Linked DNA regions of Homo sapiens: region 2 is linked to region 1. A link is an interaction called in ENCODE POLR2A ChIA-PET data of the cell type or tissue named here. Cell type or tissue: Panc1. All regions are shown on one strand. Links, peaks and the distances in the headings refer to the core of each region. The heading gives the core; the rest is flanking DNA.

Region 1 (2,921 bases), core at 117-2,616:
TCAAATGAGGTAGAGATCTAGATGACCTTCCAGGACCCTTCCAATGACACGTATCAGTCACCATATTAATAGCAATATATCTCTCAGAACTAGCCCAAGGATTTAGTAGATTTCCAGATTACTTTGGAAGGAGCAATAATTATAGTCTTTTAGTTGGAACCAGAGAATCACACTCCAAGAAGATTATAAATGGTCATAACTTATATATTTATTTCACTCTGTTGTGCCAAGAGCTAGCAGCTTACAATCCAATAGGGAAGATAGATATTAAATGAAGAAGTACACAATGCCTTAATTCCTACAGTGCTATTTAAAGGATGACAATACTCCCCTGGATACCAGCTAATATATGTCAAACTTCTTATCAATAAACAAATCACAGATTGTTAAGAGAAAATCATGGCAGAAAATAAAGCCAGTTTTGTAGATCATGATTTTCTCTATTGTGGAGTTGATAGAAAAAAAAAAGAGAGTCTGTAAACTACAGAAAAAAAAATATAGCTGAAAAAGTAACCCTGTGGTCTTCTTGCTAGTCACCACTTAAGGAAGTAGAGATTTTTCCAGACCCTTCTGTCACTCTGGGCAGGTGACTGACTTATAACTCAGGTGTGCATTTGCCTGCTTAAATCTGCCTCAGTTCCAAACAGCTTGCCATGCTCTATATATAGAGATGACTTCACCCTCTGTTGGAATGCAGCAGCTGTTCAGCAGTGCACACTGATATGCTTCAGAGACTTAGGCCATATCTAATTGAGCACTTCAATACTGCAGAGATAGGCGCCTTGGAAATATTTAGATAAAATACCTTTGGCCAGATGGAAGCCGGCCAGGATACCAGCATAAAATCTTCATCTCACAGGACTGCTAGTGAGCCTTGGCGGGGGGCTCCATGGAGGGAGGTGGCATCAGGAGAGATGCCAGTCTGTCCTATCCACCCCCTGCACTGTAAACATGACACAAAGAATAGTAGGAAATAGGAGAAATCAGAATTTTGTTGCTTCCTCCTTCTCCCCTTGGCAGACCAAACACAGCCTACCCTCTGTGAAAACAATCTGAATGTTAATGGTGCCTCCATGTCAGGAAGCTTCCCAGTTGTAATATTCCCCCACAGGACTGTCCCTTCCCCTAGAGGCCAGATTGCCAGCCCTGGAAATTGGTTGGCAGGTATAGAATCAATGGTACTTTTTAAACATTTATTTGCCTAGGATTCATTGCTAATCTTGCTAGGAGAAGCAACCAGCTATCACAGTTGGCTGGGAACTGGCCAGAAAGCACTTCTGGCTTTGCTACCCATGGTCCACATGACTCCAGCAAGCCTGTGTTGTGCTGGATCTCACTTTTCCCATCTGTAAACTTTAGAGATTGGCAGATTTAACTTCAATTTCTCTTCCAGCTCTAAAAGAACCTGTGTGTGTCTTTCACGACACAACTCCCTCTCCCATTCTTTTTTCTTAGAAGAAAAAGAAAAAAAAAGAAAAAACATTAGCAGATGATAATGAAAACATCTTGCATTTGCATGTAATCTATTGTTTAGATAAATATATCCACCTTTAAGCCAAAGTAAGTGCTATTATTTTCATTTAGAAGAATCAACAGAAACACAGAGAAAATGAGTGGTTTGCCCAAATCAAGCAATTAGAAAGTACATTTGAACTGGGTCTCTGTCTTATCAATGATGAAGGGATCATTTACACAGTAATGCAATTGCCTATCTGGATGTGTCATTTATATGGACTCAGAAAAAATATCGAGGTTAGGAATAATAAGTATCTAGCTTTGGGTCTTATCTATGCTTGGATTTAGGGGTTTGGAAATAAAACACACAGTCTGGCCCTCCAGGTTCACAGTGCAGTAGGGGCACTGGCCTAGTTAACCAATGCTTGCCTGCCATACAATGTGGTAAAACACTGAATAGGACATCAAATTTATACTTGGAGCTTTAGAGGGCTGAAGTCAGGGGAGGCTTTGCAGAAATGTGTATGTGCTACCCAGGCAGAAAAGGATAGTGGAGCAGGGGGCAGACAGTGAAGAAAGTGCTAGGGAGGTTCTACAAACAAATAGTGTGTGAGTGACTGGAGTTTAGAATGCTTGTCATAAATACTGGGCCTTTCACATAGCAAGATACACAACAATCGAATATTTGAACATCCAGGTGGAAAAGTTTATTGGCAGCTGGATATGAGAGTCTGACGCTCAGGGTTGAGGATGAGGTGTAAATACAAAAGCCATTGAGCCTCAATTTTTTATTGCATTTTTCTCTCTCCATTTCGAATATTTTAGTTTCTCTGAAGTGACTGAAAACACAGCAGTGCAAATGACAACCATTTCTAGACAGAGTCACTAGGGTGTCTGCAGTTTGAAGAAAGAAAGCTTTGTGAAATGTTGTATCTTTGAGCTAGGAGTTTGTCTATCTGCAATTATTGCTTTAAGGACATAAGTATAAGTTAGACAATTATGATCTAGAGGAAGGAGGATAGGGAAGAGAGTAAGAAACAAGGGAAACAAAGTTAAGGTGGAGCAAAGCCCACCTAGTGAGTGCTCAATAAGTTTTACAGAAATGCAGAAGTGAATGTAATCGTTTGTTCCTAATAAGTAGTGCCCAACAAGTTTCACAGAAGCTCAGAAGAGACTCAGGGGTCAGGTGTTGCTGTTCCATTGTTTTTAAATGAAGTGTTTGCTCAAGGTACTTCTAGAAATTTATTTTTAAGGCTTAACACTATCAGAAAACATTTCAAAAAGTGGTAAAAATTACAATTACTTTTTTAAATATAAGAAAAAACCTTTCAAAGTAGAGAAAATATTACGGTTGACCATTCCACTGCTCTAAACCAAAAATGAAGTTATAAAGCTTCTCAGTAACCTGTGTTTCACATCCCACACATCACCCAGTAAACTATTTTCTGAAGAAACAGGAGAATATT
Region 2 (2,921 bases), core at 333-2,832, 650 kb before region 1:
AAGCAACTGCCATGTGCATGGCAGTCAGTATTGAACTTGATTGACATGAAGTCATCAAGACCATGTGTCATGAAGACTATGCGTACCTCCAGCCTCATCTCTGATAACATCTCCCCTGGGAGCCCAAAGTTCTCTGGATTCCCAGGAGGAGGCTGATTGATAAGTCCTCTTCTCGAGTCCCACCATCGCCCTCTTTCTAAGTCATTTTAAAAGCAAAACTAGGCAGGGCACAGTGGCTCACGCCTCTTATCCCAGCACTTCGTGAGGCTGAGGCAGGTGGATCTCTTGAGCCCAAGAGTTCTAGAGCAGCCTGGACAACGTAGTGAGACCTTGTGTCTACAAAAAAAAAAATAAATAAAATTAGCTGGACATGGTGGTTTGTGCCCCTGGTCCCAGCTACTCAGGAGGCTGAGGTGGGAGGATTGCTTGAGCCCAGGAGTTCAAGGCTGCAGTGAGCCATGATTGCACCCTGGTACACAAAACTACCCATTACTACATTGTTGCAATGATTTTCTCAATTTCTTGTGTCCCTACATAAATTCTGGTGGGCAGAGACCATGTTGTCTTTACTCTGGTACCCTGGCAAAAGTACCTTGTATTCTAGCAAAGCTCCTTGTTCTTACTCTTGTGGAAAAAATGAATCTGGAGATACATTCAGGGGGAAACGGAATGATGCTGAAACTATTCTCTTCTGCAGTTCAAATGGCTCTTTTTGTTCTTAACTATGTATCACTTTTGGACTTAGGAAAGTATATGGATATATTGTGAACAGATGAATCAATGTTGACGCATTTCTTTTACTCAAGGTACTCTACTAGATCTGTGAACTACCAAGCAGTAAATTGTCCTGCACTTAGTGCTCAGGGTATATGGTAAGGGAGATAAGACACATATGAACGACCATGATAAAGGATCAGAAATCCTGAGAGTCAATAAAATGCTTCAAAAATTCCGAGGAGGCGAAATGTCCTTAAGATTATTCATATGTTTATTTTTGTTTTTTTTTCCCCCATCACAATAGAGGCTACTGATTTACTTATGGGAATGGGGAAAGGTGAGATTCCAGGATTTGGAGTTGTTTGTTAAGAGGCACGTGTGTCCTAATCTTCATGATTACGAAAATGTTGGTCAGATTCAGGGGACATACCACGGGGTGAGAGTCAAAGGGCAAATCCAGGGCCTTATTTTTCTCTCTCTTCCACATCTCACCGGATCTCGTCTCACCTGCCATACTCAGCTGGGAAGTTGTTAGAACTCAGAACACTCCAAAGGGAACATAAGGTCTTAACTTGTTTTCTGTTATCTCGTCCCCCACCTTATTCTCAACCTGAAAAGAACCTATTTTTTATTCCCCAAGTTTTAGGATGCCTGCATTTTGTGTTGTTTTTGTGTACATTTTCATTCTGACTTCAGTTGCTTAATTCTAGCATTTGATCTGTGTTCTGTATAGTGTCCTCCATTATTCTCAAGCTTGTCTTGATAATAGAGTTTCTCTGATTCATACAAATTTTCATTTATACCGCATGTTAGATAATTGCCTTGAGTTTCATCCTCTAGAAATTGTCTCTGGCTAAAGCTATACCAGGTTAGAAAAATCTGGCTATATGACATTTAATAAAATATAAACACCATGGTGATCATTGTTTACTTGTGAGATCCCAGGTTTCAGAGGTTCTGAGAGGGCTGCAGCTGCCTTAGCAATTGGATAAAGGCTATTTTGAAAACAGTGTCATCACATGCCAGCCTAGTAATCAATGCCAAGTTTGGGACCACTAACAGAGCATGGCTGTCTTCTTACCACTGCCTTTTAACTTAGCCAAAGGATGGCAGGTGGATTCTCTAGGCATTTATAATTTTTTAACTAAAAAGCAATAGGAAAAGAGAAAACTTATTGGCTCACCAGAGGCCATAATAAACATTCAGAAACAGCTCATCTGCCTATGGAGTTCATTTAAGACAGAACCGCAGGAAGGGCTGTAACCCATGTTCATTGGAAGTTATGACTCGGCACATTTTTCCTGCACAGTCTTGTGCGTCAACTTCTGCTCATTTTTTTCAGGGTCAGTGTTCAAAATGACATTTGGAAGATATGCCTGACTTCTGCCTGGCTTTCAACAAATCTGGAATCTTTTGCTTGCAGGCCCATAGCAAATGCTGGCAACATTTTTTGCAAACATGGGCCAAATTTTAGCTTCCTTATAAAATGTAAAGTCAGAGCTGGCTTTGAGTTTTGCTCTAACATTTCACACAAAACTAACTTGCAGTTCTTCCACATGGATTCAGCATCTAGGGCAGACGGCCTACTACTGTAAAATGCATATGGTGTAAGGATAGTGGTAGGGGAGGGGATAGAGTTTGTTCCTATGTGGGAAACAGGAAGGTTTTGGGATTTGTGGCAAGAAAGAGTTAGATTTTAAAAATTACCCCAGCAACAGCAGTTTTATCTAAATAGTTTCAGTATTAGCAAGGGAAAATGGCAGTGAACCGACATTTTATGGATTGATTAGTGCTAGGTATTGTGCGTGACATATATAATCTTATTCAATCATTACAGTAATCCATGAGAGTATCCATTTTTCCTTTTAACTAGAGAAATAACTCATTTACCTCTGGACTCTAAAAATCACCTCTTTTCCTCTGCAATACATCAGATGTGTGTGCACGTGTATTTATCAACCAAAGGATACTTTTTTGGTGAGGAGTCGGAAATACTCTCCAGTTAGAGGCAGACTCAACTTGATTATGTTTCCAGTTCTTGAGCAGGGCTGCCGCACACAGTTGTGCAGGTTGCTTACTGCATGAGGCTTCCTGGCCAGGGGACAGGCCAGGGCTGTAACCCAACCCCCCCTCTACTCACTAAGCTGCACACTTTGGTTCCAGACTATGTCCACAGGAAGAAGGGGCACCTTTTTCTAATTTCC

The links. ChIA-PET counts read pairs that join two places held together with the same protein. Peaks named below come from ENCODE experiments on the same cell type or tissue, not always from the same donor. Only the 100,000 strongest peaks of a DNase experiment are listed, where the experiment ranks them.
Region 2: POLR2A ChIA-PET joins it to region 1 with 6 read pairs; 1 of 35 experiments calls an interaction of 5 or more read pairs at or near these places.

What each region holds. Positions count from the first base shown.
Region 1 is chr3:178,319,877-178,322,797 of GRCh38, forward strand. The region is part of intron 2 of LOC105374235 (a long non-coding RNA gene); the gene reads right to left. Among named protein-coding and RNA genes, the nearest start is that of LINC01014, 98 kb to the right of the region's middle. RefSeq lists a silencer at 91-291. In Panc1, for the core only: no CTCF peak of the experiment used is centred there; no DNase peak of the experiment used is centred there; H3K27ac peaks cover 2,371 bases.
Region 2 is chr3:177,671,566-177,674,486 of GRCh38, forward strand. All of the region lies in intron 3 of LINC00578 (long intergenic non-protein coding RNA 578), which reads left to right. Among named protein-coding and RNA genes, the nearest start is that of LINC02015, 140 kb to the right of the region's middle. In Panc1, for the core only: no CTCF peak of the experiment used is centred there; no DNase peak of the experiment used is centred there; H3K27ac peaks cover 1,070 bases.